Linked DNA regions of Mus musculus: regions 1, 2, 3, 4, 5 and 6 are each linked to region 7. The links are chromatin loops, found by intact Hi-C in ENCODE. Cell type or tissue: heart. All regions are shown on one strand. Each heading gives the region's core, and the rest is flanking DNA. Links, peaks and the distances in the headings are about the cores only. Region 1 overlaps Tlx1 (T cell leukemia, homeobox 1). Region 2 holds the start of Lbx1 (ladybird homeobox 1). Region 3 has its middle 16 kb from the start of Gm41854. Region 4 has its middle 43 kb from the start of Slf2. Region 5 overlaps Gm26644 (predicted gene, 26644). Region 6 overlaps Gm26644 (predicted gene, 26644). Region 7 holds the start of Pax2 (paired box 2).

Region 1 (4,386 bases), core at 94-4,093, 400 kb before region 7:
GTACCTGCCCTACAGTGAAAACAGGGCACACAGGCACACACACGTGGTTATCCCTCGCTCTTAATTACACCTATACAATTAGAGATGATACACACTCTGAAACACATTTACCACAAAACCAGATTCACAAAGGAAAACTAATGTGTACTTCCACCATATTAACGTGATCCATATACAATCTTAAAACATGGATAATCACAAAATTACCCCCCAAATGGCTCATTCTTACATGGTCTCGCGCGCGCGCGCGCGCGCGCGCACACACACACACACACACACACCACTACTGTAAGCTCAACTTAAGGAGAAACAAACATTTTTTTACACTAGAACTTCGAACATAATCACGCCTTCAAATCTCATTACAAGCATTCACTAACACTAACAGGCTGGTTGCTCACACAAAACACACAGCTCTCGTTCCCAAAGACACCTATCCCACAGTTTCTCGAACTCTGGATGGCCTGGCTCCCCTCAGTGTCACCTTCTCCCTCTCTCTGATAATCTTGCCCACCCATCCCTTCCCCGGATCTAGGTTACTTGCTGCTGTTTCTGACGCTCCATCTTGCACCAAACCCAAGGAGCTGTAAAACGCTGGGCTCCTCGGCAGGGAGGAGACAGCCCCGAGTCCTGATCCAGAGGCTTTTATTATTTTTCCACATAAATTACACAAGCACTTTATAAAATGGTTACACAGAAAACACCTTATAAGCGCATAACTTATAAGGGCATAACTTACCCCCCTCCCCAAACAGGATCTGGAGAAATGGGCTGCATTTATGTGAAAGCCTGTCTGTGCATACCTGGGTGACCTGGGTGACCTGGGTGATGCTGGGATGTGTGGCTGAGGGCCTGACAGACCAAGTTTAGCTGTTGTGTGTGTCACAGTGTGACTATGGCCGTGTGTTTGAGGTCCGTGCTGTTTGGGTGAGTCTGAGAGTCACCCCAGACTATGCCCTACAACAAGGGTCATTTGCTGTGATCCTGTGTGTGCACTGATGCTCTGCGATAGGCCCCTGTGTGTAGCTCTGGGTGACACCAGGAGGGACAGTGGTATCACCTCTGTGTGGACCTCCGGGCTCTCCTCCCAGGAGAGGAACAGAGAGGTTTCCAGCTTTAGTACAGATGGCTGCCTGGGGATCCCAGAAGCCTTCCGGACCCTACTTCCTTTGGGTCTCTCTGTCCCATGTTAAAAATCAGTAAATTTTATGAAATAGAGGAAAACAGAGGATTCTGAACTGTTCCAGAGTGAGGGCAGGATCACACAGGCTTCTGGGAAGATGTCTCTGCCTGTATCCCCAGCCCTCTTCCACCGAAGACAGGAAGTGTCCGCAGGGGAGTGGAGGCGGTGCTTGGGAGCCTTGCTGAGAAGCCCCCCATTTCCCTCCTGCGTGCAGTCAGAAAGGGTGTCGAGAGTTCTGGTTCTCCGGAAAGTCCTCAACGGGCCTTGGGTCCTCACTCGCAGGCCGAAGCCACGGACGTGACGCTGGTGATTTTGGTGGAGTCGTCAGACCACGGCTGCAGGTTCTGCAGGGCGAAGAGCGAGGAGTTGTGCACGCACAGTGGGTCTGCAGGCAGCGGCTGGGCCAGGCTCTTCTGGAAGGCTTCCTGCTGCAGCTGCAGGAGGATGCGGTTCGCCTGCTGCCTCTCGGCCTCACGTTCCTCTGCTGTCTGTCGCCTGCGTGGGGAACAAGCAATTACTAGCCAGGACTCTAACCCTCTTCCCGCGCGCCTGCGCAGGCCCGGGAGCAAGCTCCCAGGAGACAGCCCCTTAGGCACCCCTCAGCTCTTTATGGCCCCATTAAGGCACTCTCCACTCTTGGGGGTCCTGACAAAAACATTGGAAACCCCAAAAATGGATGGAGCAGAAATGTCCCAGTCCCAGAGGAGCAATGAAAAAGCCCAAAACTCCTGGGCCTCCCCCATTAAGTCACATAGCCTACACTCTCAAGGGCACACCATGGATAAACTGGTCTATCCCAAGCCCAGATGCTATCCCAAGCCTGAAAGGCCCCAAAGACGTGCCTCTTTTTTCTCACCTCCAGCCTGGCCCAGGCCTCAGACCTCTGGTGCCAAACCCAGTGCCCCTAGGCTCTCTCCGGACTCACCAGCTTCCTCCCAGGCGGTCTAGAGAGGCTGTGACTCACTTATTCCATTTAATGCCGCCCCTCCACCCTGTCAACTGAGATCAAACGTCTGTCTCTAAGGTGGACAGACCTAATGGGAGTCCCCGGGGCCTCCAGAAGCAATTTGTAGGCGATCGATGAAACCGCTTGAAGCTCACGGCTCTTCCCGGGGCGAGGTGGACGCCCGCCTGTTCTCACAGCGCCTTTCTGACTTTTCCTTGTCTTTCTCTCTCTCTCTCATCTTCCCTGTCTCCCTGAATTTTAAACTACCCAAATGTTTTCCTCCATGCTCTGTTTTACCCCATGTTTTTTTTCTTCACCCCTTCTTTTCCTCTGAATTAGGGGAATTTGTTCGAAGTGAAAACTCACGTTTTAAGTGATCAGATCAGATACCTTCCTTCACACACAGATTTCTGGCTGCTTTCATTTTTCCCGCACCCCTCGCCCCACCTTTAAAAATATTTATTATAATTTTCTTCTAAAATGGACCATCTTTGTCCCTTCCCTTTGTGTTAAGTTCCCCTCCTCGCCTGTGGCTGGCTTTCTAAGCACCACCCCCCCTTCCACCGTCGAAAACTCGGGGGTACCAGCCACCCTCTTCAGCTAGCCCAGCTCTTCCTTTAACTAGCTTTCCAAAGGGCTGAAACCAGGTTCCCCACCCCTTCCCCAGCCACAGGAATGTTGGTGGGGGACAGAGGAGTCGCAGGGCCCGGGCTTCCTTTGTGGCCTCGAAGGCGGAATCTCGGGCAGATTCCTCGCCTTCATTCAGAAAAAGAGGAAACTCCAATTCCTTCCTCCCGCTCTAGGCCCGCCCGGAGCGGCGCCTCCGATTTTTGTTCCGACTCTTGCCACAGCACCTCCCCAGGGTCTGAGCTCAGAGACTCCCCGGAGCAAAGGGAGAATCAGAGGAGTGTGGAAAGGCTCAGGGGTGCACGGAGCTCAGGGAATAAAGCTGCTTAGAGTGTGTGGTGGCCTAATATTCGTAATAATTGGGGGGAAAGGTGAGCAGAAGATGAGGAAGGCCGAGGTGTATGCGGGGGGGGGGGGGGGGATAAAAGAAAATGAGAGCGTGGTGAGCGCTGTCGTCGGTGGATGACAGAAGGAAAATGTCTCTTTCTTCCTCCCTCACACCCATCTGCTTCTAATTGATCCTCCCCCTTTCAGTGGGACCCGAGAATCCCAGCCACAGCCGGCGCAGATTGATTTTCCCCTTCCAGGATGGGGGACGACTGCGCAGAGCTCAAGCGCCTGGGGAGGAAGCAGTAAGTAGCGGCAGCCGGCGGTCCGGGGCCCCAGACGCTCGGCGGAGAGTCCGGCTGGAGCGCGGAGACCTGGCGCGGCTCCCTCTGTCTGCACCGCTCAGGGTCAGGGGAGGTTCCACCCGGTAAAGGCAGGCTGGGCAATCAAAAGCCCCTAAAGGACTCCCTGAGTATTGAAATCCAGATCGCATAGACTGGTTTATAGGCCCATTTGCCTCAGCGGCAGAAATGAGCAGCGTCTACCCAGGGTAGACAGTGCTGTCCTGAAAGCCCTGAAGCGTCTCTTAAAACACAGGAAAGATTCTCCAACCCCACCAGGCTACTGCCCTTCGTTGTTTGTGGTCTCCAGTGACTGTAGGCGCTCACTCGTCTAAACCGATCGGAAACCAGCAAGCAGAGGGAGTGCGTGCAACCCGAGAGAGGCAGAGGAAGCCCGCTCCTCAGCCACCAGTCCGCCCCGTGAGCTCACCTCCATTTCGTCCTCCGGTTCTGGAACCAGGTTTTTACTTGCGCATCGGTCATTTTGAGCGCCTTGGCCAGAGCAGCGCGCTCCGCCGAAGCCAAGTACTTCTGGCGGTGGAAGCGCTTTTCCAGCTCACAGATCTGCAGGCGCGTGAAGGATGTGCGCGGCTTCTTCTTCTTAGGGGGCGTCCGGTTCTGATAGGGGTGACCTATACGGCGTGTTACAGTGAAGGGTGAGAGGGCCACTGGAGCGGGAGACAGACAGACGGCAGAGGCAAGCGGCAGAGCGTCAGGAGGCGTCCCAGGCCCGACACCCCGCGAGTCAGAGCGCACTGGCTGTACCCCCTAAAAGCAAGGCAGTGATCCACCCGGCAACCCTCCACCTCCAGCCCAGGATCGCAAAGGGCTCCCTCCTGCCCGCCAGGCTGACGGGTCCCCTAGCTGCCACTTAGGAAATCTCCCTAGCCCGGGGCTTCAGAGATCCCACCCGCTTCCTCTTTGACTCCCCTCTCCCTTACCTAGGGACAGCAATGCATCTC
Region 2 (4,386 bases), core at 246-4,245, 480 kb before region 7:
TCAGGGATGACAGAGAGATTGGGAGGTGGGAGGCAGGAGATGCTGCTGCATCAGGACCTGGGATGGATCTGTGGCACTCAGGAAACTCCAGCCTCTACTATCAGCATTTCTGCCTCAGAGCACCCCCTACCTTCTCCCCACCTCCCGAAGATGCAGGGTGAAGTCTGGGAAGGAAGTAGAAAGATGGCTTCTAGCATTCCCAAGCAGGCCAGTTCCCCCATCACACTGGGAACTCCAGGTACAAATCCTTTTCTCTACTCCTCAAGGCTACAATGCCATGAATCCAAATGATTAAATAAATATCAGGCCCCTGCACCGAAGAAGCCTGTTCCAGTCCCCAGCCCAGCTAAGTCCCCCCCCCCCTCCCTCTCTGCCTATAGGGAGGATCCCATTCTTTCTGTCCCACTCCCTACCCTGGTCCACAAATTCTCCAGCTGCTCTTGAAACCTTTCTCTGACCCAAGTTGTGCTTCTGGAGTACACAGACCATCCAGGAGTTTACAAACAAAGCAAGTCTGATGTGTGCAGCTAGTGAAGGGAGAAGTATTCTTCCGTCTGGTTCCTACACCCTCTTACTTTCCTCCTTTTTCCAAGAGAAGAAGTGGAAAATCCGGGCCCAACATAAACCAGATGGAGTAGCAAGAGAGAAGAGGGCCCCAGAGCACAGCCCCACTGTCGCGTTTTAAGGGAAAAGAAAGGCATAGCTGAGACTCAAACCCGCCTAAATGCCCAGAGATCCATAAACGGTTAAAAAAAAGACACACGGAGTACCACACGCCAAAACACACGTTAAAAAAAAAGAAAGAAAGAAAGAAAGAAAGAAAGAAAGAAAGAAAGAAAGAAAGAAAAGAAAACCAAACATTTTCAAATAACGATGCACACAAAATGCTCGCCTAATATTCAGAGATTCCAGGCCCTGGGATCCACAACCAGATTCTCCGGCCTCGCTGCGAGTTTCTGAGAGCACAGCCCCAGCCCTGGCCCGGCCCCTTCCCGGCCCCCACCCCGCATCCGGAACAGCTGGAGTCGGGCCGTGCTGTACACTCAAGCCCTGTGCCCGGCTGGGCGGGGCGGGCAGCGGGGCCCCGGCCCTGGCCGGGGCAGAGAGCAGCGGGGAAGCCCGGAACCCGCCCGGGTAACCCCGACACCCGGCCGAGTTTCCGTCAGACGTCCGTCATCAGACATGTGGTGGCCCTAGCTTGCCCCGAGAGCCACGGCGGGAGGAAAGAGTGTGCAAGATTGCAGAAGGAGGTAGGGCGCCCGCCTCAGGCTCAGATCAGGGGAGAGGCGTGCAGAACAGCCAACTCCTCCCTCCGCCTCTTCGGGTGGGGAAGGCTGAGCCCTCCAATTGTTCCCCTCCCCCAGCCCTTAGGATCCCCACCTCTGTCCCGTGTCGCCCACCCAAGGCTGTGCAGCCCGCTCTGACCTCCTAGGGGCCAGCCCCCGGAGCCTTCAGCTTCTCCTTTTCTCGGGCTCACGGCCCAGGGCTGGGGTTGGGGGGTGGGGGGGAGAGACAAGAGTGTGTAAGAATAGGGACGCTGGCTTCTTGATCTGGGATCATCAAAGTCCACACTGGGTAGCAGCAGGACCCGCCTGGGCTCCAGTTCTTACCTGGCCCGCGCGGCGACCGCGTCACTCCGCGGCTGGGGATCCTGGTACCCTTCTCAAGCTTCCCAACTGCGGCTTGCAGAGCCTGAGATCTCCGGGCTGGTGCTGCCATCTCGGCCAGGCCGGCGGGAGACGGGTGTGCCCAGAGCACTGCTCTCAGTTTGGGGTGGGGGGTGGGGGGCGGTGGCTTTTTAGTCACCCCAGGTTCGGGAGCAATAAAGGCACCTCTAATGTAATTTACAAACATCTCGGGCCGAGCACGGCGTAGAGCCGGGACTGACAGGCGCATTAGGCAGGCTAATTCCAGCCGGCTCCTCCTACCCCGGCCCGCTAATTAATGAGCTTCCCAACTTAGAGCCGCCTGCATTGGACAGACAGAGAGTGAAAGAGAGGGCGAGGGAGAGGTAGAGAAGGAGAGGGACGGGGGGAGCAGAGTGGAGTGAAGAGAGGGAGGGAGGGAGGGAGAGAGAGAGAGAGGACAGGGAGGAGAGAGAACAGAGAGAAAGAAGGGAGAGGAGAAAGAAGGGAGAGCGAAGAAAGAGAAGTTCAGCTGCAGATAATTGATTACTCCTCGATCAAGGCTAACTTGTTAGCAATAGTCAATTGCCCCGTCTCTCCGCCTCCCCTCGCAGTCCGGGATCGGCGCCCTCGCCTCGGTTCTTCCAACTGCCGCCGCCAGGACCCCGGGCCAGGAGCCGCCGCGGCGGAGCCACCTGACACCTTTAAATAGCACCGGGGCTGGCGAAACTGGAGCCCGGCGCGGCGCTTCCCGGCTCCGGCCCGGGCTTGCTGGAAACCCCGGCGGTGGCGGCGGCGGCGGCGGTGGCAGTGGCGGCGCCCGCGTCAGCGCTTTCCTCCCGGGGCCCCGCGCCACTCCGCTCGCCCGGGTCGCCGCGCTAATCGGCCGCTTGCCCATCCGCGCCCTGCCCGGCGCGGCCTCCTGCCCGCCTCTCGCCTTCCTCTCGCACCGTCCAGCGTCCGAGCTGCCCGCGGGCTGGGTCCCCCCGGCCCGAGCCGCCCCGGCCGGGCCCCCAAACGAGGCCGAGATGACTTCCAAGGAGGACGGCAAGGCGGCGCCAGGGGAGGAGCGGCGACGCAGCCCTCTGGACCACCTGCCGCCGCCCGCCAACTCCAACAAGCCGCTGACGCCGTTCAGCATCGAGGACATCCTCAACAAGCCGTCCGTGCGGAGAAGTTACTCGCTGTGTGGGGCGGCGCACCTGCTGGCGGCCGCGGACAAGCACGCGCCGGGCGGCTTGCCCCTGGCGGGCCGCGCTCTGCTCTCGCAGACCTCGCCTCTCTGCGCCTTGGAGGAGCTCGCCAGCAAGACCTTTAAGGGGCTGGAGGTCAGCGTCCTGCAGGCAGCCGAAGGTAGGCACAAGTCTAGATTCCCCTGCGCCCAGTCGCCCACACGCAGTGTCCTGCCCTTCGTACCCCCTGCCTCTGCCCACGCCGGCTGCCAGGCCCCTCCAGTCCTGGCTTCTGCAGCTGAGACTGGGGACAGGGGCGCAGGAGCCTAGTTCCTAGGGACCTCTGAGGTGATCTGAGAGAGGTGTGAGAACCCAAGCTCTTCCCGGAGTCTGGCCGGCTACCTAGGCTTCCCGTCCGCTTGGACTCTCCTAGACTTACTCCTGGACTGGGAAGAGGGCGAAATTTTTTTTCCCCTGACAACTCCTGGGTAGGGTGGAGTCCGGCCATTGGAAAGGGGTGGAGAATCGGTGTTCACAACACATTTAGGGAGTCTCTGTGTGGTTTCCTTGCACTCTGTGAGACTTTAGCTCTTTCAGACCAACTGTTAGGGAGCAGAAATTAAAACATTTTTTTCCTAGGACTTTCAGGAGACCAGAGACAGGAGGTGTCCCATGGCCCAGTTTGCTCAGGTTTAGAGAGTGGAATCGAATTGGAGAAGAAACAAGAGCGGGACCCCGGGCCTGAGTCGGTTGGAGAGTTATGGGAGAGAGTCTGGGTGGGGTCTTGACTCTCTCGTCGCGAGCATACACTGTCATTTCTTTCCAGGCCGCGATGGGATGACCATCTTTGGGCAGAGGCAGACGCCCAAGAAACGGCGAAAATCACGCACGGCCTTCACCAACCACCAGATCTACGAGTTGGAGAAACGCTTTCTATACCAGAAGTACCTGTCCCCGGCAGATCGCGACCAAATTGCGCAGCAGCTGGGCCTCACCAATGCACAGGTCATCACCTGGTTCCAGAACCGGCGCGCCAAGCTCAAGCGGGACCTAGAGGAGATGAAGGCCGACGTGGAGTCTGCCAAGAAACTGGGCCCCAGCGGGCAGATGGACATCGTGGCGCTGGCCGAACTCGAGCAGAACTCGGAGGCTTCGGGCGGTGGCGGCGGCGGTGGCTGCGGCAGGGCTAAGTCTAGGCCGGGTTCTCCTGCGCTGCCCCCAGGCGCCCCGCAGGCCCCGGGCGGAGGACCCTTGCAGCTCTCGCCCGCCTCTCCACTCACGGACCAGCGGGCCAGCAGCCAGGACTGCTCAGAGGATGAGGAAGATGAAGAGATCGACGTGGACGATTGAGCTGCGCCCTGGACCTCCTGCCGCCCGGGCCCCCAGTGCCCGCATGCCCGCCGCCTCCCGGATCGGACCGCTAAGGGGAGCTGGGACCTCCTCTGCACCTCCCGCCTCCACCCTTGTCCCGGGGCCGGGCTTGGCCCCTGATAGCCGCCTCTTCCTTTTCGAAGCAATAAATCCGGGCCGGCCGGCGGGGCCGGCCGCCACACGAGGCCTCCGCCGCCCCGGAAGCCCTCGCCGTGCAA
Region 3 (4,386 bases), core at 222-4,221, 99 kb after region 7:
ACATTCATCTCCATTCCCACCTAGTACTAAGGACTGAAGTCAGGATGTCAACCAGGTTAGGTAAGCCCTCTTCAGCTGAGCTGCACTACAAGCCTTTGAACTCGAAGCCTCTAGAATAAATTCTCTAAATGAGAGGATAAATTCTGTTGTTTCAAGCCACACAGTTTGTGGTACTTTATTACAGTCCAACTTTGAAATACTCAGTGGTTCCCAACGTGAATTACTCTAAATCACTTATGATAATAGCTATTGCTTCAAAGCATTATTTTCCTATGTTATTTCATTCAAATTTCAGCACAGTCTTAAGTAGCTATTTCAATCTCGTCCTGTTTTACTAACCAGGAAACTGAGATACAGTCTAAATAAGTCCTTTGGACCACAGCCCTTGGGCTGAGATCCCAAGCCTGTACTTTCAATCTCTGGCAATTTCATCTCCAGTCCAAACTGGTCACAATTTCTTCTTTTGTCTCTACTTCCAACCCATTTCCTGCTTGTGCTCTCAGCTTTGGCCAAACTCTTTGATCTGTTTGCTGTTTTTCTAAGGATCAGGTCAAGTGCCACCTCAGTAACTGATCACAGGATGAGAAGAGGACCGACCCCCCGCCCCGTAATTCCCTTCTTGCCACATATAACCCTGCGGTGACCGATCTCTGACAGTCCCACACAGCTTGCAGTGTGTGGCATATACCTGGTCTATTTGATACACTGACTGGATGATCCTCCCAGGAAGTCAGCATCACCTTTATCAAACATACAGGCTTTGAGGATCCAGGCTCTTGGGCTAACTGGGCTGAGAACCAAATCTCAGTTAATACATTTGTAAAAGGTGTGTGTGTGTGTGTGTGTGTTAAGAACTCTTTAAAATTAATTAATTGATTTATTTTATGTGCATGAATGTTTTTTCCACATGTATGCCTGTGTAACATTTGTATGCCCGGTGCTCTCAGAGACCAGGAGTGGGTATAGCACCCCCCTGGTACTGCAGTTATAGGTGGTTGTGGGCTGTCACGTAGGTGTTGAGAATCAAACCCATGTCCTCTGGAAGAGTAGTCAGTGCTCTTAACTGCTGAGCCATATCTCTGGCCCTAAAGCTAACAATTCTCACTACATACACTTGTGAGGATTTTCTGGCACTTTGCTGGCAGAGGCCCCTGGAATAGGGGCTCATCTTTTGGAAATAAAAACATGGTCTCAAAGAGAGTCTTCTAATCCTACCCGACCCTGGCAGGCTCTCCTGGTTCTGATATACCAACTGACCTATTGGGGACCAATCTAGGGCCATCTCTGGGCTTCTTCAAGAAGGAACTGAGTGTTGAGCTTTCCCCAGTGACAGCTGGTGAATCTCAGAGACGTGGCATTCATTGGTTAGGAGCCTGCTCTGTATATCCCCGAGGCTCAGGAAGTCTGCTCTTGCTTTCTTGGACTATTTGAACCTAGTTCTGATCACCTGCAGATTCTCCTCCCCTTTCGGTAGATTCCATTCTGTGTTTAAACTAATTCAAAGTGTTTTCCCATTGCTCATAGCCAATTGAGAACTGACTGATGCCCCAAGCAAAGGGTCTAACACAGAGTAGGGCCAAGATACCTCTTAAATATTGAAGAATCTTGAGTGATCTCTTATCCTACAGAGGTTCTCTTTGGGCCTGTCGCAGAGAGGAACAGAAGCCTGGCTGTATTTTCCTTAGGGAAGATAAGGGATGACCTGGCTGGGCCTTGCGCTCCAATCTCTTGCCCTTGACTCCACTGTGAAATTGTAAAATTCTTATTCATACTTCATACTCCCTCCCCCCCCGCAAAAAAAAATAGTGTACGAGCAAAAATGAGGCTGAGCTAAAACCTAGAGACAGGGAGGGTCTTAGGAAACCGAGACAATGGCTTACTAGGGACACATGGAGATGGTAGGTCTTAAAAATGTCTTGTATATAATAAACTTGGGTAGGGGCTCGTTACAAATGATCCAAAACTTGGGATTACTTGGCAGATCTTTCCCTGGTGGGTAGCAGATGTTGGGGGTCGTGCAGAAGTCTCTGTCACCCCAGCTACCCCTCTAAGTTGTGCTCCAAGCATTGCTGGTGCGGACTGGCAACCAAGCCCCACACATCTGTTGGAAAATTCATGGTGGACGCAGCATGGTAGTGGTCTTTCTGCTAAAGTATTAGAAATAATTGTCTATAGAAAACAACAAAATTGGTAGGCTGGCCGGCTCTAGGGGATCTTTGAGCCTGTTTGAAGACTATCTAGAGAAAGTAGACTGTCACCTAACTGGGTGCATACTAGGGAGGATGCATATGGTTGCCTCTGCCTGGCTCTGTGTCCTCATGCCATTATGGGAATTTTGGTGAGCTGAGCCCTTATTCTGCAACTTGTTCAGAAGCTCAGTGTGCTCAGCTTCCGGGGTACAGCTACCCAGGCTCAGAGATCAAGCGAGAGAGTGCTGCCTGCTGCACAGAGCCCCAGGACTAAGAGGGCGGGGTGGCTCCGTCTGCTTCCCATATGGGGACATTGTCTGTCCCTGCCTGAGGGGCCACCTCCCTCCTGCTTCACATTGTCCCTTTGCTGTCTCCTGCTGGTCCAAGCCCCAGCCTGCTTCTTCCCTTTTCATTAGCCTCCTAGTGGTAGCCCCAGGCAGGACACGGGAGTCTGTTAGCGTTTCTCCAGACCTGAAGCCCCATAGCCAGCTCACCCTGGGCTCTTCTCAGTCCAGGGTCTCACCATTGGCACACTCTGTGTGTGTGTGTGTGTGTGTGTGTGTGTGTGTGTGTGTGTGTGTGTTCACGGGACGCCGTGCCAGGAAGGCCTCCGGGTACTCTGATGTCTCTGCTGGACCTGGTTCAGACCCCTCACACCTTTTGTGAAAGCCTCACATTTTCTGTCTCTAAGCTTGATGGGACGGGAGGCTGGGGCTCCGCAGAGTCCTTCAGGACTGGCGGCTGCCACTTAGTGGGAAGCCTAGGCATGAAAGGCCACTCCTAGCACAGGACATTCTCTTTTTAGGGAGATCCCAAGAGTTTGCCTTTAAAGATAATTCTACAAAGCCCCCTGAGATATTCAGAGGAGAATCAATTAATAAGGCACTGCATCCAGGGACACCAACCCAGCAGCCTGGCTTAGTTTTTGCCACATCCCCAGCTTGAAGCCTCACTGCATCAGCTGGACTCTTTACCTTGTCAAGTCAAAGGGCATTGGCTACTATTCTTTTCTTACTTCCATCCCCCACCCGTCTGGTTTTGCATTTGCTGTGTGTTCTAGGCTGGCTCTGGGCTCCCTTTAGCCTCATAATCAGAGTGATTCTCCTTCCTTACCCGCCAAGACCACAGACATGCCCCACTCGCCATATCTGGTTTCCCTTTCTCTAGAGATTCCTCCTCCACCCAACATTTAAGGCCTGGGCCAACACTCCTCTCGTGCAGAGGCTTCCCTCAGTCCCTGCTGTTCCCGGAGTCTTTCCAGGGCTCCTGGCTGACCCCATCTCCATTTCTGATTCTGTGGTTGGGCTGGGATCTGAACACGTGCCCTTCAAACAAGCTCCTAGGTGAAGCTGCTACTGCTGCTCAGAGGTGTGAGGGGCACCTGCTTAGAACATTCCCTAGGGCTCAGGATTCTTAAAGGGCCAGCCTTGGTGTGCAGGAGGCATGGTGAGCCTGCACACATGTGCCATAAACATGCATATACACAGACACACATATACACATATACGCATATACACAGACACACATATACACATAATAAAAGGGGAAATAAAGGGTCTGGAGAGATGGCTTCGCAGTTAAGAACAGGTGTTCTTGCAGAGGACCCGGGACTCGGTGGCACCCATGTGGTGCCTCACAATGCCTATAATTCCAGTTCCTCAAGATTTGACTTCTCTAAGCGTAGTGGGGGCATGCCTTTAATCACAGCACTCATGAGGAAGGTAGATCTGTCTGCTCCAAGCCAGCTGGAGCTATATTATTAGACCCTGTCTTAAAACAATAGCAGCAGCAGCAGCAGCAGCAGCAGCAACAGCAGCAGCAGCAACAACAACAAACAAACAAAAAGAGATTTGACTTCATCTTCTGACCTCCTCAGGCACACATATTGTACATGCAGGCAAAACGCCCCAGTGAATAAAGGTATATATAAACAAAAATTAAAAATAAATCAGACTGGGTGGTTTGTCTCTCAGGCTCCTTGTGTTTGCTGTGGGGTCTCACCATGTTTTCAGCAACTTATACATATTCAACTAATTTACTCTTCATAAGAATCCTATGAGGGAGAAAGTATTATTATTATTACTATTATTATTATCATTATTGTTCCCATTTAATATATAGGAAAACTGAGGTTAAATAACCGGCTCAAAATCACATAGCAGGAATAGCGGGAAGTGGGGGTGTAGCTCATGGGAGA
Region 4 (4,386 bases), core at 137-4,136, 130 kb before region 7:
GACAATGTGCCCGCCACCCTGCCCCCTCACTAGAGTTTTAAAACAAGAGACAACTTGAAGTTAATGAGCGCCACCTGACGGGGGTCCCCTAATGAGAGGGGGCTGTGGGCAGCTCACACATTCTCTGGTTCCATGAATAGCTCCCCTAACCCCCTGAGTTTTATTCATCTAGGGCTAGGGGCAGGGGGCAGAAAGGAAGGGGCCCTGCTCTGTGTGGAACACGTGGATAGTGGTTTGGTCCCGGAAGGAAGGAGGCCCACCTCCCCTCCCCCATGGCCCATGCCCAACTTGGAGGCCGAGTCTTACCAGCCTTTGGCTGATTGCCTTAGGGCCAGCCAGCTCTGTCCCTAGGTCCTTGGTCACTGGCACGGACTGTTTGCTTTTCCAGACAGGACCCTGAGGCAGGGAGAGATGTTTAGGGGCTGCAGGGTAGGTGATAGGTAGAGCCAAGGATCGGGAGTCAAGAGACAACTGGAGGGAGATTGGGAAACCTTCCTTGAACGTTGGATAGTTTCTTGCCCATCCACCTTCCCATATCTGACCTTGTCTCTGAGTCTTTCATCTCTAACATCGCTTGGGCTTCTGCCTTTGATGGCTCTCTTTTCTGCTTCCCTAGAGCCGATCTTCTCTGTAACCAACTGTGGCTCCCCTGTCTCAGCACCTTCTGCTGCCAGCCGAGGTTGTGAGCGGGGAAGCCTCCTTGGTAGGTTCATGGGTCTCACTCTTGTCAGCGCCTAGACAAGGGTGTGCGGCAGACTAGGGCCAAGTTTGAGAACTCTTTGGGGGGACGTCTGGAGAAAAGGGTGACTAGCTCAATCTTTCTATTTTTTTTTTTTTTAACTTCCGAATGCATTTATTTAGACTTTTGGACATCTTAGCATTTCCCTCTGAAAAATGTTCAGAGACGTGCCCCGTCCACCCCACGACCGCCAGTCCAGCCTGCAGAGGGTGATTCCCCCTGCTTTGTAATTCTGAAATAAATAGAATTGGTAGCAATTGAGTGCTGAGTGATGTCAGGGTGGCCCCAGCAGCCTCCAGAGGGGCACAGTGGGGATAGTCTCACGGTGTCTTCTGATGGGCGGCCACTGTGCAGCGTGTGGCCATCCCAGGCTGCCCACAGTTTGTCCAGGAAGTTGTCAAGTGCTGGGGTGCCCTCCTTCAGGCCTTTGCTCTTGTGGGTCTCAGCTACCACTTGGCTGAGGCGGCTGCTGTTGTCAAAGGGGTCTCCGGGCAGGATCTGTCAGTGGTCAAACACGCACTGGTGGAGGCCTGGCCATCAGTGTTGGACCAATGCTCAGCAGTGAAGCCAAAGGACTCATTGACAGGCAGGTATGCCTTGATGATGAACTTGGGGGGACCGGCCACCTGGGACTCCTCAAATACATCGCTACACTTCCTGTTCAGGACACCAATCTTTCTCTTCTTAAACCAACGAACACTCCCTACACTGCCTGCTTATCTGGAACCTGGGGCAGCCTTTACTGGAACTTATGCCGGGACTCAGGATTCGAAGCTCTGAACTCAGATGGAGACTGTGTGAAATGGGGTACAGGGTTCCTAACTTTTACTCTCAGTCAGGGGCTCCTTGGAATTTCCCTCTTCTGTTAGCCAAGGAAGGCAGACGCTGAAGGGGGCAGCATTCTGAAGAACCCAGTGTAGCTTGAAGTGGAAGGGAGGGAGGGACAAGATGGCATGGGGGTCTACAGCCATGGAGCATCATGGACAGAGGTGACTAATTTCCCAGCTATTCATGGTGAAAATACCACATTTCATGCTTTGTTGCTGATTCATAGAAAAAAATCCTATTAAAACCCAGTAGATTATTTATACAGTTTAAACAAATGATGGTCAAACATTTTGCATGTTTTGAAAAGAACCTAGAGCTATAGTAGTCTGCTTGGACCTCGACCATTGTGTGGTAGACTTGTATGCTGGGTGTTCAGATGTTTTCAGTGGGTTGAAGTAAGGGAGAAAGGTTGGCATGGGGAGCGTGCATGGCTGTTCTGTCCAGCAGGGGGCGCCCTCTCCCAGTGTCAACACCCCCTACCTCTACCTCCGTGGATTGGCAATGATTTCATATATCCTTTTTGTTTGGTCATGCCTTCTTTTCAACTCCTGGACCTGATTCGAGTTCATCCACAAGGACTTTGGGTACACCTGACTGGGGCATTGTGGCTGGATTCGTACAACACCAGTACTCCCCGGTACTCACAAGGCTGTGTTGTGTACAAGCGTGTCTCTTGTGTCTCTGTGGAAGTTGTGAATGTGGCCGTGCGTGTGACCCGTGTCTGTTGACTGATGTTATTTCCCCTCATCTTAGTCAAGGTCACAGGTCTCTCTACCTTCCCATAAATCTGGCCTCTGGAACACACATTTGCATGTGTGCATACATGTACACAGGCTATGCCTATGGACAGGGATACTGTTTTTAGAGCAGGTGCAGAGGCTTATGGGGGGCAGGGTGGGCAGAGGTAGGTGGACAGAGAGCTACAGGTCTCCCTTTCTGACAGACATTAGGGACTCCAGTCTGGGGGAAGCATGAATCCTCAGCCCTACTTTAAAGAAGGCTCGCTCGCTCGCTCGCTCGGGAACATCTTGAGGAATGCATTCGAGGTGGAGGTGGTTGAGTCCTTTATCTGGTCAGCCTGGAGGCTCATCGTGGGAACCTACTGTAGAGCCCCAGGAGCTGGGTGAGCAGACTGGAGGGAAAGCTGGCTGCCCCCAGGGCAGGGACAGAACAGTCTTCCAGCAGGTCCCTGTGCTGCCTGTCCCTGCCCACCAGGTGGTCCTGCCTCAGCAGTTTTATTACGCACAGGGAGATAATGCCTGCAGGGACCAGCTTGTTCTGAAGGAGAATGTGCACCCCCACCCTCAACCCCAAGGGCCAGCCTTAGGGGCCAGGCCCGGGCCTTGCTTGCTTTCTGGTCAGATTGCTCTCCAAGGGGCTCAGCAAGGATTACCTCTGAAAAAGCCACTGACACCCTTGGTCCTAGACAGCCCTGCATTGGGGGAAGGGGTGGAAAGAAAAGGGCTGGCGGAGAGAGGTGGGACCAAGGGGAGGGAGGGTAGGTTTCCTTGAAGGAAGACAAGAGAAAGTTTAATTGGGAAGAGGGTGGGGAATCTAAAAACAGTGGCAGATGGAGTGTCTGCCTCTCTGGGCATCCCCAACAGGGACAGGGAAGAGTGGGGGTCACTGAGGGCACCCAGTCTACTGTGAGTGCTCAGTGCTGTTGACAGATGTAGGTGACATGGATTACCTTTTGATTTCTGTTGCTATTTATGGCTGTTTGCAGGACTCTTGTTCCCATGCTAACGGAACAGCCAGGAGTCCAATCAGCTAGCTAGCTAAGGAGCAGGACCTAGCCTAGGGATATTTAATCGGCTCATCATGACCCTCTCTGTGTATCTTCTTCCCTGGCTTGCTTCTCTCTCTCCTTTTCTCTTGTTCTTTCACCCACTTCGCCTTCGTTTTTTTTTGTTTTTTTTTTTTGTTTGTTTTTTTTTTTGGTTTTTTTTTTTTTGAGACAAAGTAAGTTTTGTTATGTAGCATAGACAGTCTTTTAAAAACTCACTATTCTCCTGCCTCAGCCACCAAGTGCTGGTTCACAGGAGTTCTTTACCTAGTCTGGCTTCCTTTTTTGGTTTCCTCTTATGTTTTTGTGGAGCTGGGGACATCGGAGACTCCTGATGACATCCATCAAAGGAGCAGCCCGGCCTGGAGGAGCCAACACTACCCTCGATGTTCTCACAGCCTGCACTTTATTAGAATTTATAAGTTGCCCCGATTGAGGGGGAAAATAATTAACATCCCTACAAATATATCGTAAACAAAATATTTATTAGAAATAAATAACTCATTTATTTTACATATTTCATTTCAACAATAACATTACCCAATTTATCATCTAACATTTTTGCAAGACAACTTAACGACTTACTTATTAGCATTTCCATTTTTCACCCGCGCACCATAAAGCACGGGCGCTCCCCAAATGGCCTGGCACAAGTCGAGCCAGGAGCTTGGAAGACCCTGGGGAGGGCGGTCGGTCCTCTGCCCTCCCCATCTCTGACACACTCCAACGTATGGACGACTGACAGCTGACAGCACACGTATTCACCTTCAAACACAGATACCTTCTGCTTAAACACGTGGCCCCGATCCTCCCAGAGCAGCACCCCCAGAAGAGACACACACTAGCGTGCAAATTGACTTCATGTTTCATTCCAAACACTCAAACCTCTCTTCTACACACTAACAGTCACTCAGATGTGCATGCACACACGTGCACTTTTATACAAGATTGCCCAGGTCCATATCCTACAGCACACACAGTCAGAGGCTTTGCACAATGTCCACCACATATTTCATATAGCAGGGTACAAAGA
Region 5 (4,386 bases), core at 302-4,301, 71 kb after region 7:
AAGCTCCAAGACCTGTTTGCCTTCCCTCCCATGTGAGCTGATTATGACAAAGGAAGTAGGGCCCAGCCAGACCCCCACCCCCACCCCGAACCTTGATCTCGGACTTCTCTGAAACTGTGAGGAATAAATGTTTATTTGTGAGTAAGCTTCCTGGTCTTAGGCCTTTTGTTATAGTAACCCCAGTGGACTCATGCTCTGGTGGAAAATTCAAGAGTCTACACCAATAGCTCAAGAGCCAGAGCAGTCGGGCCTAGGACAGTGCAAACAAACGGTGAAACCTACCTTGCCATTGTCAGAGGCGTGGCCTCAGCAGAGGCGTGGCTTCAGCAGAGGCGTGTCCACTGTAGGAATAGAGCAAAATAAAGCCTAGAAATGCGGAGGAGACTGTCCAGTTTATTAAGGAGAGTATATGACATCAGATTCTAGTCACAGCAGACTGGGCAGCCAGTGAGATGGAGGTCTGTATGAAAACCAGAAATGTTCCTCATTTTTGTAATGTACTAAGGGTTTTGTAAAGATTCTGCATGGAAACTGTGAATCAAGTTCAGGCCACCCTCTTTCCCATGTCCAAAGGACACAATGTGTCCTGACACCTGGAAATCCCTTTTGTCTCCACTCACCCAAAGTCCTCAAACACCACACACCCATGGTTTGAGGTCTTTCTCATCTCTGCTCTTTTGCTTTTGTCTCTTTTTAAGACACTAGCTTGCCATTGTCCCACGGATTGGGCTCCCAAGGCCAGATATATAATTTACGTGATTCACAACTTTAATACATTAAAGATTATTTATTTATTTACCTATTTGTGATTGTTTACTTATTTACTTACTTATTTTTGGTTTTTCGAGACCAGGTTTCTCTGTGTACTAAAAACTCACTATTGTGGACCAGACTGGCCTCTATCTCTGAAATCCACCTGCCTCTGCCTCCTAAGTGCTGGGATTAAATGGTGTGTGCCACCACCACCTGGCTTGCTCTATCTATCTATCTATCTATCTATCTATCTATCTATCTATCTATCTATCTATCCAGGATCACACTGTGTGGCTCAGGCTGGCCTGGATTACAGCTGTGTCACTAAGTCAGACAGGACATCCTTTCTACACAAGGAAAAGGTGGCTTCCTCTTTCTCTGACACAAATGGCCTTTCTGCCTCCTTAGTCCACTCTCCTCAGGCAACATTTGAGCCTCAGCACTTCCCTAGTGCTCTGGTCCAGGTGTACTGTTACTTAAGTACGATTCCACTGGGGACAGCCTGGAAATGCTGTTTTCTCCGACAGGCTACCAGGCAGAGGTGTATTTACCCCAGGCAGAGTGTGTGTTTAATAGTAACAAAGCCAGGAGATGTGGAACGATGAGCCCTAAACCCAGCAGAACTGTTTGCCATCCCATCTCCCAGGTCTTAGAGCCTCTCCTGATCTTTATGCTCATGCACTCCCCGTGCCTGTGTCTAACGTTAACAACAATCCTTTCCAAGCTGGCTGTAGTGACCCATAGCTTTCATCCCAGCACTTGGAATGCAGAAACAGGAGGATCTCTGTGGGTTTGAGGTCAGCCTGGTCTATACATCGAGGACAGCCAGAGTGACATAATGAGACTTGTGACAAAACAAACAAAAACAATACTAACGCCTTGTATTGCGTGTAAGGGTTTCACTTTTACATGACCTCGTTGCTTTAGCTAACTCTTATGGTGTGAAATATATGGGGCACATATTATTCCCACACCCTAGGTAGGCAACTGAGGCCCAGGTTACAGAACTAGCCCGACTCTTGGAGGTGAAGCTAGTAAACTACCCTTTCAGGCCCTAGCACAGACCTGGGGCCAGGCAGATGAGGGCATGTAACCTTTGCTCTGATGAGGGTTTGTTTGTTTAGGGGTTAGGTAGACTGATAAAGATGCTACAAAAAGGGAGGTATAACTGTCCCAAGCTTAGCTAACACCCCATCATTAGATATTTTCCTTGTGACTCCATGATACCCATCTTGGGTGGCTAGTTCAGCGCAGGCCATTGAAGGCAGTGACAGATGTGGCCTGAAGGGCTGCTGAGCGCGGCTGTAAGGTGCAAGGTATAGTAGACTGGACCCCCAATGCCCGGTGCGGGAAGACGCAGGGACTGCCCTTACCGCAGGGCGGCGCTCGCGAAGCCACCCACCTACCCACCCCTCCGAGCCGGCAGACTGAGGCTCGCGCCGCCCGCGACCGCCCCCTGGTGGGCCTCGGTGGGCGCGGCACGGAACCCCACCCCACCTCAGTGCATCCCGCAGCGGGCCCCCGCGGAGGCGCAGGCGCAGGCGCGGCAACTCTCCCGGCGCTCCCCCCGCCGCTCCCCCGCTCGCTCCACTTTGGGGATAATTTAACATGTTTCACACTAACTTTCCCGTAATGGCCGCGGAGCCTTTAGAAATGCAGCCTCCCGCTTTATCGGCGGCCGCGCTAATGGTTATCTCGCAGCCGTGCCCCCGGCGATCCTGTCAGGAGTAAATAGAAGCTGACACAGTCATTTGCTTAAATCTTCTCCACACTTTTGCCGCATTTCCCTCCAGAGGATACCCCTGAAACAACAATTATTTGAAATGTCACGCGTTTCTGCCCCTGGGCTACCAACAAATGAACATTAAATCTATTAACAGAAAAAAAAATTAAATGTTTACTTTTCCAAGAAGGTGTGAGAGGCCAGAGTCAGGGAGGGGCCGAAGGACGGGGATGGAACGGCGGAGCCAGGCAGAGAAAGGAAGAAGAGTAATACAGACAGACGGACGAACGGACAGACGGACGGACAGCTGGGCCCGCAGAAAGAAGCGGAGAGAGACAATACTCAGAAATCAGGACCAAATCAAGAGAAGTGGAGAAAGATTTCTAGAGAGGTAGAAAGTCAAGACAGGAAATCACAAAGGCATTCTCCACCTATAAATGTCACCCCTACTGCGGTCCAAAAAAAAAAAAAGGCAAAAATCCAAAACGAAGCCATCGCCACAGCTGCTTTCCTCTGGACCTGGGGGCTCCCTCGTTCTCGTTCAGCCCGCCAGGATCCTTGTGTTCAAAGTCAGAGCTCCACCAGTTCAGCCAGAACCGGTAGAGGGTGGGTTGAGAGTTTGAAGCTGGGGATGCTGGGGTCAGCAGGTGCTAGGAGACCCCTGGGTCCCCTGCCGCTTGACTCCCTCCGGGGCTCCTGGCCATCTTAGTCCACTCTGCGACTCAGTCTTCTCGTGTGGGCAGTGGGAACTAGGACCTGAACCTGCACTGCGCAGGTCACCTAAGTGATAAAGTGTCCTAGTGAGGTGCAATGGCCTAATTGCCCTCCCTGAGGTTGGCCTTTGTGACAACTGAGAGCTATCTCTGCCGGTTGAATAGGATTTGGAATGTGTGTGGCCATACATTTTGGTGCCTACAGGCAAGCGCCTTGCTGTCTGGGATGTCTCCAGTAAGCAGGCACTTCCTGCAAAGAACAGTAAGGCCGGCAGGAAGTCTGCGATGAAGGAGCATTCGTGTCCCCACACATTAACCCAGGATCAGGGTTTAGTGAGGCATGGGTGGAGGCTGGAGGACTGAGCAGTCGGGGATTGGATGTGGGCTCAGGAAGAGCTCAGTAAGAGACTGATACAAGAGTCATGGGGGGGGGGGTGTCAAAGAGAGGGTCCTGGGACCGGAAGAACAGATGGAAACAGCCAGGATGGCATGAGTGAGCTGTTCTCAGCTCTTAAGCCCCTCTCCCTTGCCTGTCCTGGTCCCTCATGGAACAATTTCTCCGTGGCACTCTCAGTTAAAAGTAGGTCAGGTCTTGGTGGGGTTGGGTGGGGGTCATGGGCCAACGGAGCAAGGGGTCAGGCAGGCTTGGGTGTGAACACCCACTCCACACACACCATTCCAAGGCAGTGACTGATGCCTGAACACAGGAGCAAAGCTATGAACTCACTCTCACATTCACATGCACACTTTTTTATCCTCACATGAACCCATGCTCTGAACACTTCAGACACACTCATGTAAACCCAGGAAGACAGCTTTTACACCCAAACCTTCAACACTCATCCACATTAAAGATGACTCTTGGTTTGTGTCCTTCCCTCTGACAATGCCTATCCCTCATGCTCTCACAAACACCAAAGGAATGACAAAAGACAGTGTCCGTCTGTCCTACTGAGGCTGTGTTTTTGTCTGAATGAAGACTAGCCCATGTATGTTTTTTGTGAGTGTCTGACAAAGAAAATATCCATATATTTTTGTATTTTTGAATGTGGACATGTTGCCACATCCAAGAAGACTGTGTGTGTGTGTGTGTGTGTGTGTGTGTGTGTGTGTGTGTGTGTGTGTGTAGGGTTGTGTGCCAGTGTGATTGTGTGTGACTGGCTGAGAGTGTGTACTGGGGGTGTGGGGGGGTGAGTG
Region 6 (4,386 bases), core at 305-4,304, 62 kb after region 7:
CTGGCTGACTCCAGCTTGGGCTGGCAGTGATGATTCAGAGGGTATCCTTATGATGGGCAGTCCAGGGTCACCTGCACATGTCTGCTGGAGGACTGTGTTCCTGCTGCTGCCCTGGACTCAGCTGGAAAAGGGGGTGGGGGTGGGTGGGCGTGGGGTCAATGACTCACATGCCCTGAAGACTTTGGGAGGCAGAAAGCTCTTGGGTAGAAGCCAGCTTCCCAGAAGGTCTGAGGCTGTCTGTGTACATGTGAGTGTGTGCCCATGAGATTAAGTGTTGCCTCTGTCCACTGGTCTGCGTGGGTATGTCTAGGACATATGTACGCTGGCTTGGATTTTTTTTTTTCTGTGCCATCTATATCTGATCACATCTCTCAAGTGGGAGAGTGTTATGTGTTTTGATGCATATGTCTGTGTCGGTCCATGAGGTGGGGTATGACATCATTGTGTATGCTGAATGATGTTTCTCTGTGTGTTTCTACGTAAGTGCTGCTTTGCAGAACCAAACCGTCAGTCTTCGTGCCTATGCGATGGCTCAAATCTTACTACTACTTTGGAGTGTTAACGTTTTGTGTATCTGTACACGTGTGATGCTGTGTGTAGCTTTTTGACACCGACATGTGGATTGCGTAACTTCTGAGCAAAATGATGCTCCAGAGCCTCTCTCCATGGGAGGGTATTCCCGTGACAGATGTGTGTGCACTGTAGACTTTGTTTGGCTCAGTACTACACGCATGCGCGTGTCTTGGAAGTGTGGTTGAACCAGACATGGCTGAGAGTTGGTGGCTCCGATGAGATCACCTGAGATAAGGTCTCCTGGGAAACCAAGCAGCTCAGAATAGAGGTGTCAAAATGGCACAGGCTTCAACACCAAACAGTTCTGAGAGCAATTCCCACATCTACCCGTGACCAGGTGAGCTACTGCAAGTATCTTAGACATGAAGTTTCTACATCCACATGCAGTGTTTGTCTTAGGATTTGGCACCAAAGGTCTCAACTCATCTGGTATCTAATGCTTACAGTAAGTCTAGCACCTGCCATTACACACCCTTCATTCTGCACAGGAACTTTTCTTTAAAAAAAGATTTATTTATTTATTTATTTTATGTATGTGAGTACACTGTAGCTGTACAGATGGATGTGAGCCTTCATGTGGTTGTTGGGAATTGAATTTTTAGGACCTCTGCCCACTCTGGTCACCTCTGCTCGCTCAGACCCAAAGATTTATTTATTATTATACACAAGTATACTGTAGCTGACTTCAGACGCACCAGAAGAGGGCGTCAGATCTCATTACGGGTGGTTGTGGGCTACCATGTGGTTGCTGGGATTTGAACTCAGGACCTTCGGAAGAACAGTCAGTGCTCTGCTGAGCCATCTCGCCAGCCCCTGCACAGGAACTCTTTTTGTTTGTTTGTTTGTTTGTTTTTGTTTTTCGAGACAGGGTTTCTCTGTAAAGCCCTGGCTGTCCTGGAACTCACTTTGTAGACCAGGCTGGCCTCGAACTCAGAAATCCGCCTGCCTCTGCCTCCCAAGTGCTGGGATTAAAGGCGTGCGCCCCACCATCACCCGGCAGGGACTCTTAAAGGATCTTTACTGTTTTAGGAGTGAGGAAACAGAGGCACAGAGTATAAATAATAGAGACTAGGCATTCGAGTGTCTGATCAGCCAATGGTAGCTTGAGAAGTGGATCTTCCCAAATTATTAAAACTCGTGTGTGTGTGTGTGTGTGTGTGTGTGTGTGTGTGTGTGTGTGTGTACATGTGTGTTCTGCCTTATGAGATTTCTTTTCTAGGTTATCACTGCCTCCCCACCTTGTCCCAACCAGCATCCCAGAGGAGCGATGGTCCTGGGGACTAGACAATAGAGACGCGGATATGAAGGAGGCACTGGCCTTGCCCTGCGGCCAGCTATTGCCAGCCAGCCTTGATCGACACCAAAGACGCCTAATCTCTCTCTGGCCCGAGGGGAGCAGAAGCGTTTGTGAAACAGATTTTTACAAAATGTTTTGACCCTGCTCTCCCCTCCTCCCCCCTATCCCTGCCTGGCACCGTGTCACCTAATTAAATCAGCCTTCGCGGGCGACTCTGCTTCCTGCTAATTGTGCTCTGAGCCTGCTTCCGGAGGCCGCTCTCCCCACCCCCTAGCCACCACCCCAACTCCGGAGGGCAGCGCATCGGTGGGGCAGGGTGAGGGGGGAGCTCTGAGAGGTGCAGAGGCCCTTAGGAGGGAGGCACTTGTGGTCTTCCTGCGAGTTGGTCTGCAATCGGGGAGACTGAGTCACCCGGCCTCTGCTTGGCCAGCCTTGTTGCCCAAGGACCCGGGCCCAGGTCTGAAATGACCCTGGGTCTCGGGGAGACCAGCTCGAGCGTATCCGAGTAATTGTCTCCGCCAGACGGAGGAAGAGCGAGGCTACGCGGATTCCGAAAATCCCAGGTTTCCTTCCTCTTCACAAGCTGCACTGGCCCCGCCTAGGCCAGTTTTGCTGGTTGCTTCCAAAGCTTGGAGGCCGATGGGAGTGCGCTGCCTCTGTCCATGGTTCTGAACACGCTCCAACCCGCTATGCCTCCAAATTTGCCCCATGAGAGCAATGACTGAAAACAACCTGGGTGACTGACAGGCATCGACCTAAGAGCTTCCAAGCTCTGTTTAGTTTAACTCTCTCAGCACCCTGAGAAAGGAGACATTCCCATTTTGAAGATGAGAACATGGAGACAAAATGGTTAAAAAGCTCCAGTTGAGGAGTGTAAGACGGTTTTCACTTTATCCACATTATCTACTTTCTTCTTTAAATTTTATGTATTTATGTTTAAGTGTATGTACATGTGTGTGTGTGTGTGTGTGTGTGTGTGTGTGTGTGTGTGTGTGCTTGCATGCATGCATGCATGTGTGCGTCAGTGGAGGTCAGAATCTCCTAAAACTGAATTTACAGGCAGTTGTGAGCCACCTAACTCTGGGGATCAAATTCATGTCTTCAGTCCTTTTTTTTCCCACAACACAGAACATGTATTATTTGTGCATTGAGAAAAAGTTGTGAAGAAAACACCTTTCTTTTTCTTTTCTTTTCTTCTTTCTTTCTTTCTTCCTTCCTTCCTTTCTTCCTTTCTTCCTTCCTTCCTTCCTTCCTTTCTTTCTTTTTTAATGTACATCCTTCTGGTCAAAGGCCTCATATTTTTCAAAGAGAAAAGAGATTCACTCTTTATTTAGAAGAAATAAGGGGAGACATCACTGGATGGACTTCATTTGGTTTCTTACTCCAGCAATCCAATGTCCACATATGGTGTATATATGAATATATATGTAATGGGGAAATAAGTAAAATTTGAATATAGACAGGATATTTGATTATTAACAATAATTAAGGAATTATTGTTAATTTTAGTATGTGTGAGTGTAACAATATTGTGACTTTGGAGCTTCTAAGAAATCTTTGTCTTCCGCCCCCCCCCTTAAAAAAAGTTGGGGGCTGGAGACGTGATTCAGCTGGTAGAATGCTTAAAAAGCATTGTTGACTTGGTCCTCAGTAAACTGGGCATATACTCCCAGAACTCAGTAGGGAGAAGTAGGAGGACCAGACAGAGTTCAATGTCAACCTCATCTTTGGCTACATGATGGGAGCTCAAGGATAGCCTGGCCTACATGAGCCCTTTCAGAGGAAAACTTTGTTAGGAGCTGGGCAAATGGCTCAGTGGTCCAAGTGCTATGGTATACAAACATGAAGGCACGAGTTTAGATCCCTGATCACCCACATGAAAAGCTGGGCTCAGCAGCAGCCCTGTAAACGCAGGGCTAAGGAGGTAGAGATTGTGGGATCCATGATGCTGGCTTGTATGCCCTGACATTCTAGCCAATCAATGAGTCCCAGGTTCAGCACAAGACCTTGCTCAAAATTAAGACACCCAGGGTCCATCTCTGGGCTCCACACATGTGCAAACACGTTCCCCCCCCCATGTACCTACACATATGCACACACATGGATATTATATATACATTTGAAAACCCACAAAAAAGGGAGCTGTTAGGAGATCCGTTCAAGGTTTCTTAAGAGCCTCGTTTTCAACAGCCATGACAGACTCACACTGGCAAATGTCCACACACCGACAGTGTGACCTGTCTACAAGTCTGTGTTACTGACTGCATGGGTAGGCATTGTATCTCCGTGAGAACGTGAGCAGCACATATTAAGTGGCTAAGAGACACCAGAGTTTCTATAATGTGTATTCCAGTCCTTTAAACTCACAGCGACCCTGAGAGGGAGGAATTACTGTGCCACTATAGCAAGTGCAGGAACTGAGGCAGAGAAAGTAATTTGCCCGTGGCCTTACAGTTAGTAAGGGGTAGAGCCGGAGCCCAGGTATTTTGGCTCTACTCCCTAATGTTCTTGCTAAT
Region 7 (4,386 bases), core at 129-4,128:
CCGTTGGGGCACGCGGCTGGGCAGTCAGCAACGCAGCCCCGGGGCGACTGGCTGGACCAAGGGGCACTTGGGGCGCATGGCTCGCGCGCCAGCTGCGGCCAGAGCTGAGGCCGGGTAGGGAAGACGGCTCACTCAGCTCCCCTGGAACCCGGTTGTCCGAGAGGCTCTGAACCAAGAGAGCTCAGGGCGGGGGCGGCCCGAGGGCGCCAGGAGGGGAGCCGGGCCGCTCCAAGTGCCGGCGAGTTGGCGAAGTTGGCAGAGAAGTAGCAATCCCCGGGATGTCCAAGCGGGCGCCCGCGGGAGGGGAGCGTGCGAGCCGGCCCCCGCCCCCGGAAAAGGCAGGCGCACGCCGCGGCGACCGAAGGGCCAGGAGGGAGGGAGGCAGCCTAGGAGCCGAGCGGCGCCCGCAGCGCTGGGCTGGCCCCAGGTGGGTTGCGGCTGCAAGAAGACTCGGCCGGAGACTGGAGCCTGGGCTCCCGGTGTGTGTCTCTCTAAAAGCTGCAAAGCCCCCTCCAGACCCCCTCCTCCTCCCCGCGCCGGGAGATGGATGACTTGTCAGACAAAGGCAATAGATTCCACCACTCTGTGATTCGCCAGCGCCGGAGCCCCGAGCTTCGGCAAGGAGGGCCCCGCGCCTGTCACTCCGGTGCTGGCGAGGGGAGGGCCCGGGAGGGGGGGGAAACGGGAGGGAGCAGCGGGTGAAGGAAGAGGGAGGGTGAGGAGCGGGCCAGGGGGAGGAGGAATGGGAGCCCCGGATTAAAACTACACTGAGAAACGAAACTCGCCGAGAAGATAAACGTTAGATAAGGATAAAGAGCGGCCAGCCTAATGAATATTCAGGCAACCACAGAGGGCCTCCGAGCGCGCGGCACTCCGAAGCCAGGCTCTCAGTCCTAACTCGCCCAGCCCTGCCATCCACCGGCCAATGCCCGCAAATCCCAGACGCCCGCGAGTCCGCAGCCCCTGTCCTAACTCGGCTACCCTTGCGCTGAGTTCCTTTCCGTTTCTCCCTGTGTCTTCCTTCCTCTCTCCCTTTCCCTCTGGTCCTTCCCTTTCGCCTTTTCCTCCTGTGGTACCTTCCCATCCACGCACGCATGATTCTCATTCCGGGGCAAAGTGCCCAGCAGTTTGTCCCCTCCCGTCCCACACGCGGTGGCGCGCACCCCCTCCCCGGAGTCTGGGCAGTCCAGACGCCTGGTTTGGAATCAAGCTAGAGGCCTCTGGCTAGAACCCACCTGCCTTGGTGGGACCCAACGGATGGTAGGAGAGCCAGGGAACTTGGCACCTGGACCCTCGGGTAGCTAGGGAAGGGACTGTGCCGGGAGACGGTGCGCAGCGGCTTGTCCGCGGCAGTGACAGAGGATGCAGAAGCCCAAGGCGGGACCAAGGCGTTCTCTTTCCCCGGCTGGGGAGAAGAGGAGGCTATGAACGCGACTGAGCGCCGCCCGCCGCCAGCTCTGCAGATCCCGAGCGAGCGCAGCTGGCGCAGCACGCCGGCCTGGCCCGGCTCCTACCAGAGCCGCTGGCCCAGTCTCTGCAGCCTGGCCCGCACTCGCTCCCTTGTTCGCTGGGGTCTTCTCGCACGCACTAAGCGAGAGAAGCCCTTTGTCTCCTAACTGGTTAAGTACAGAATATCCAGGAGATCTTTATGAAATATTTTCCCTAGTCTCATAAATCATCTTGGCACTTCAGCTGATGTTTTAACTCACCCCCCCCCCCTTTTTCGCTCCCTCCTCCCAGGCTTCCCTGGGTCTGAAAAAGGGCGGCTCCAGGAAGCTCAAGCTGAGAAACACAGCTTTCTTGCCCGGCGGACCCAAGACTCCTTGGTGTTGTCTGCAGCTCCTGAAGCCCAGAGGAAGGGCAATGAGTGTAGACAGTGCCCCTGTCCCTATAGCCAAAAAGCCTCGGCAGTAGATGGGGTTGGGGGAAGCACCCACTAGACTCTCAGCCCGTCTCAGACTGACTCCTACCGGGCATTTAGAACCGCCCACATTCTGGGTGAGTTTCAGGCCAGGCTCAGCTACACCGGATTCTGAGCTTTCCATTCCAAGGGGAGCTGGGTCGGTTGGGATCTGGGCCTTTGCCCGGTCTCCTGGAAATTTCCGGCTAGATTAATCCAATTGCAGAGTAACTGCTGGAAAGTAAGAAACTAAAAAATAAAAATAAAAATAAACCACCTTTCCATCTGCCCACCACCACCCTGTCCCCCACTTCCTTTGGTCTGAGGACTAGGTTCCCGTGGGCAGGAAGAGTAGGAGGTTCAGGGGTCCTGCCAGGAAAACCAATGCCTTCCTCTCAAGGCCTGTAGATGGCGCTCCCGGGTTTGCTTTGGCCAAATCTCACAACCTCACAACCTCAGCAACACGCACTAACTTCTCATAGGGAACAGAAAAGAAGTGTGTGTGTGTGTGTGTGTGTGTGTGTGTGTGTGTGTGTGTGTGTGTGTGTGTGTGTGTGGAAACAGAGTTATTTCAGCCTAAAAGGGTCAGCTCCCATACTGGGGAGCCAGAAGCTCTAAGGTGGTAGTAACCGCAGTAGCCTTATCTTCCTTTGAAGAAGCAATCAGTCCAGAATTTGAGGTGGGGAGCATTCAGAAGAGTTCATAAAGGAACTCTTGTTGGGTGTGCTTAAGTTAAGTCTTGGTATGTCTGTTGAGGAAACAAAAATCAGCGGAGTTCCTCACTCCAACAGAGATCCAGAGTCCTCTAGAACTGAAATATAGTTTCATGTTTCACGTCCTATGAAATGTGAACATAGACAATGGATATTTCCCCATAAGAATGGGAGTGGGGTCGAACTTTACATTTTGTAAAGAGAACTAACAATTCAATTCGTAAAACACTTTTGAAGTTGCACTTACGCAAGTATCTGCCACATACATCCTCTTAGGAATGAGGGCTAGTGATAGTCTAATTTCTATGTAGCTCCAGAAAACTCAGGCATGCCTTCCCAGGACTCCTGGGACGCGCGCGCGCACACACACACACATACACACACACACACACACACACACACACACACACACACACACACACACACCTCCAGTTTCCCTGTTAGTTTTCCAGCTGGTTTCTGGGTCTAGATAATCAAAAGGCGATCTACCCTGCTGCTTTGGAAGCCCGTTAGCCTCTGCACAGCCCTCTCTTTGGACTTTAGAAGGAAGGGCTGATTTGCAGATGTCCCTTCTCGATGGCCTCTCCTTCTGACTCCCCCTTTCCTGTTCTTTTTCTTCTTCTATGGGCCCTAACAGAAGGGGAAAGAGTAGAAAAAGAAAAGAAGAAAGAAGAGGAAAGGGAGGAAAGAAAAAGAAAGACAACAACCCAACCCCAAACACAGCCAGGGCTCGACCTGTCAGGCTTGGTTGCTTTTCCCTCATCTGACTCTAAATGAACCTTTTCTCTCTAGTGTTTTCAAAGCAGCCCTTCAACACCCCCCCACAACCTAGGGGCATTTACACTTCAAACAAGGAGCCCGCCTCCCTGCGGAAATTTAAAGGCAAATAAACTTTTGGGGAGTTGCTCTGATACCCATCTCGGGATTTGCTTCATTAGTCGCCTCTGTGCATCTGATCTGCCCAATAAATCTTCCTTGTGGATCTCAGTTCCTTCGCCTTCTCTGCTGCCACCTCTGCCATGCTCGCTTGGCGCCTGGCAGCCCCACTCCTACTACCTCCCTTCCGAAAGCCTAGGGTCAAGCTGGTTCTCCGCTGGAGCGGGCCTGCTCTGCGTGAGTGTTAGGTGTGCGGGAGGCCTGCGGTCCTGCAAGAAGGCCCTCTCATAGATACTTATGCAAAGGTGTCCCAAGCCGCATGTGACTTATACCCCAGATTTTAATGCGTCTGTGGGCGGATCATGCATAAGTAAAGTGCAGGCAGAGATCCTGTCTGCTAACCCCGCTCACCCAGGCCCCCTTTCTTTACTCTTTTGCTGGGGGTGGGGTGGGGGCGTGACATGACTGCATCTCTTCTGCACACAGGATCCTGATCCTGACCCCAGTCATTAGGCACAGGGTCTCTAGCAGTTCTCGAAGGTGGCTGTGTCACCGAGGACCTGGCAAGCAATCCCCCCCCCGCCGCCTCCCCCGCTGCAGTGAAGCATTCAGCTGTGCCCCTCCCCCCACCCTCGGCCCCGCTTGTCTTTTCTCCCTCTACCTCCTGGGGAGTAGCGTGGGGAGCTATGGCCTTAGCTCTGAGGGAGGGGATTAGAAATTCCGAAATTAAGCGTACCTCCCTAGGAAATGCTCCCTACAGCGCAGACCAAATTAAATGCATTAAAGTTGGGGGGGGGTGTTTAGAATGAAGGGACATGAAAACAAAACAAAACTGGTCCTAAGGAAAGGAAAGCAGGATCGAAAGAGGGAGAAAGCGAAGGCTGAGAAGCTGCTCAG

What was found. A loop is a pair of places that touch in the nucleus more often than their neighbours do. Peaks named below come from ENCODE experiments on the same cell type or tissue, not always from the same donor. Only the 100,000 strongest peaks of a DNase experiment are listed, where the experiment ranks them.
Region 1: it touches region 7 in a loop (2.8-fold over the local background); 12 of 42 quality-filtered maps call a loop at or near these places.
Region 2: it touches region 7 in a loop (5-fold over the local background); 14 of 42 quality-filtered maps call a loop at or near these places.
Region 3: it touches region 7 in a loop (4-fold over the local background); 7 of 42 quality-filtered maps call a loop at or near these places.
Region 4: it touches region 7 in a loop (4-fold over the local background); 26 of 42 quality-filtered maps call a loop at or near these places.
Region 5: it touches region 7 in a loop (2.4-fold over the local background); 14 of 42 quality-filtered maps call a loop at or near these places.
Region 6: a loop joins it to region 7, with 2.1 times the contacts of the local background. A loop is called at or near these places in 13 of 42 quality-filtered maps.

Annotation. Positions count from the first base shown.
Region 1 is chr19:45,153,186-45,157,571 of GRCm38, reverse strand. Tlx1 (T cell leukemia, homeobox 1) reads right to left here. Exons shown (of 3, transcript NM_021901.3): 2 at 3,855-4,056; 3 at 629-1,678. The coding sequence ends at 1,456. Among named protein-coding and RNA genes, the nearest start is that of Tlx1, 4.7 kb to the right of the region's middle. In heart, for the core only: no CTCF peak of the experiment used is centred there; no DNase peak of the experiment used is centred there; H3K4me3 peaks cover 2,182 bases; H3K27ac peaks cover 434 bases; H3K27me3 peaks cover 4,000 bases.
Region 2 is chr19:45,233,495-45,237,880 of GRCm38, reverse strand. Lbx1 (ladybird homeobox 1) reads left to right here and starts at 1,040. Exons shown (of 3, transcript NM_010691.6): 1 at 1,040-1,250; 2 at 2,240-2,978; 3 at 3,624-4,386. The coding sequence starts at 2,654. The coding sequence ends at 4,147. In heart, for the core only: a CTCF peak has its summit at 2,260; DNase peaks (open chromatin) are centred at 1,120 and 1,550; H3K4me3 peaks cover 3,271 bases; H3K27ac peaks cover 460 bases; H3K27me3 peaks cover 3,883 bases.
Region 3 is chr19:44,654,099-44,658,484 of GRCm38, reverse strand. No RefSeq gene overlaps it. Among named protein-coding and RNA genes, the nearest start is that of Gm41854, 16 kb to the left of the region's middle. In heart, for the core only: a CTCF peak has its summit at 2,606; no DNase peak of the experiment used is centred there; H3K27me3 peaks cover 3,842 bases.
Region 4 is chr19:44,885,504-44,889,889 of GRCm38, reverse strand. No RefSeq gene overlaps it. Among named protein-coding and RNA genes, the nearest start is that of Slf2, 43 kb to the left of the region's middle. In heart, for the core only: a CTCF peak has its summit at 2,006 (motif pointing right); a DNase peak (open chromatin) is centred at 3,229; H3K27ac peaks cover 1,689 bases; H3K27me3 peaks cover 1,783 bases.
Region 5 is chr19:44,682,165-44,686,550 of GRCm38, reverse strand. Gm26644 (predicted gene, 26644) reads left to right here. Exons shown (of 2, transcript NR_167899.1): 2 at 1-798. Among named protein-coding and RNA genes, the nearest start is that of Gm26644, 11 kb to the left of the region's middle. In heart, for the core only: a CTCF peak has its summit at 2,202 (motif pointing left); no DNase peak of the experiment used is centred there; H3K4me3 peaks cover 824 bases; H3K27me3 peaks cover 3,949 bases.
Region 6 is chr19:44,690,703-44,695,088 of GRCm38, reverse strand. The region is part of intron 1 of Gm26644 (predicted gene, 26644); the gene reads left to right. Among named protein-coding and RNA genes, the nearest start is that of Gm26644, 2.6 kb to the left of the region's middle. In heart, for the core only: no CTCF peak of the experiment used is centred there; no DNase peak of the experiment used is centred there; H3K4me3 peaks cover 651 bases; H3K27me3 peaks cover 3,238 bases.
Region 7 is chr19:44,752,785-44,757,170 of GRCm38, reverse strand. It overlaps Pax2 (paired box 2), which reads right to left and starts at 265. Exons shown (of 10, transcript NM_001368747.1): 1 at 1-265. RefSeq lists promoters at 1-1,077, 1-3,980, 1-4,386 and enhancers at 3,239-3,648, 2,940-3,648, 4,185-4,304. In heart, for the core only: CTCF peaks have their summits at 906 and 2,278 (motif pointing right); no DNase peak of the experiment used is centred there; H3K4me3 peaks cover 1,636 bases; H3K27ac peaks cover 759 bases; H3K27me3 peaks cover 3,946 bases.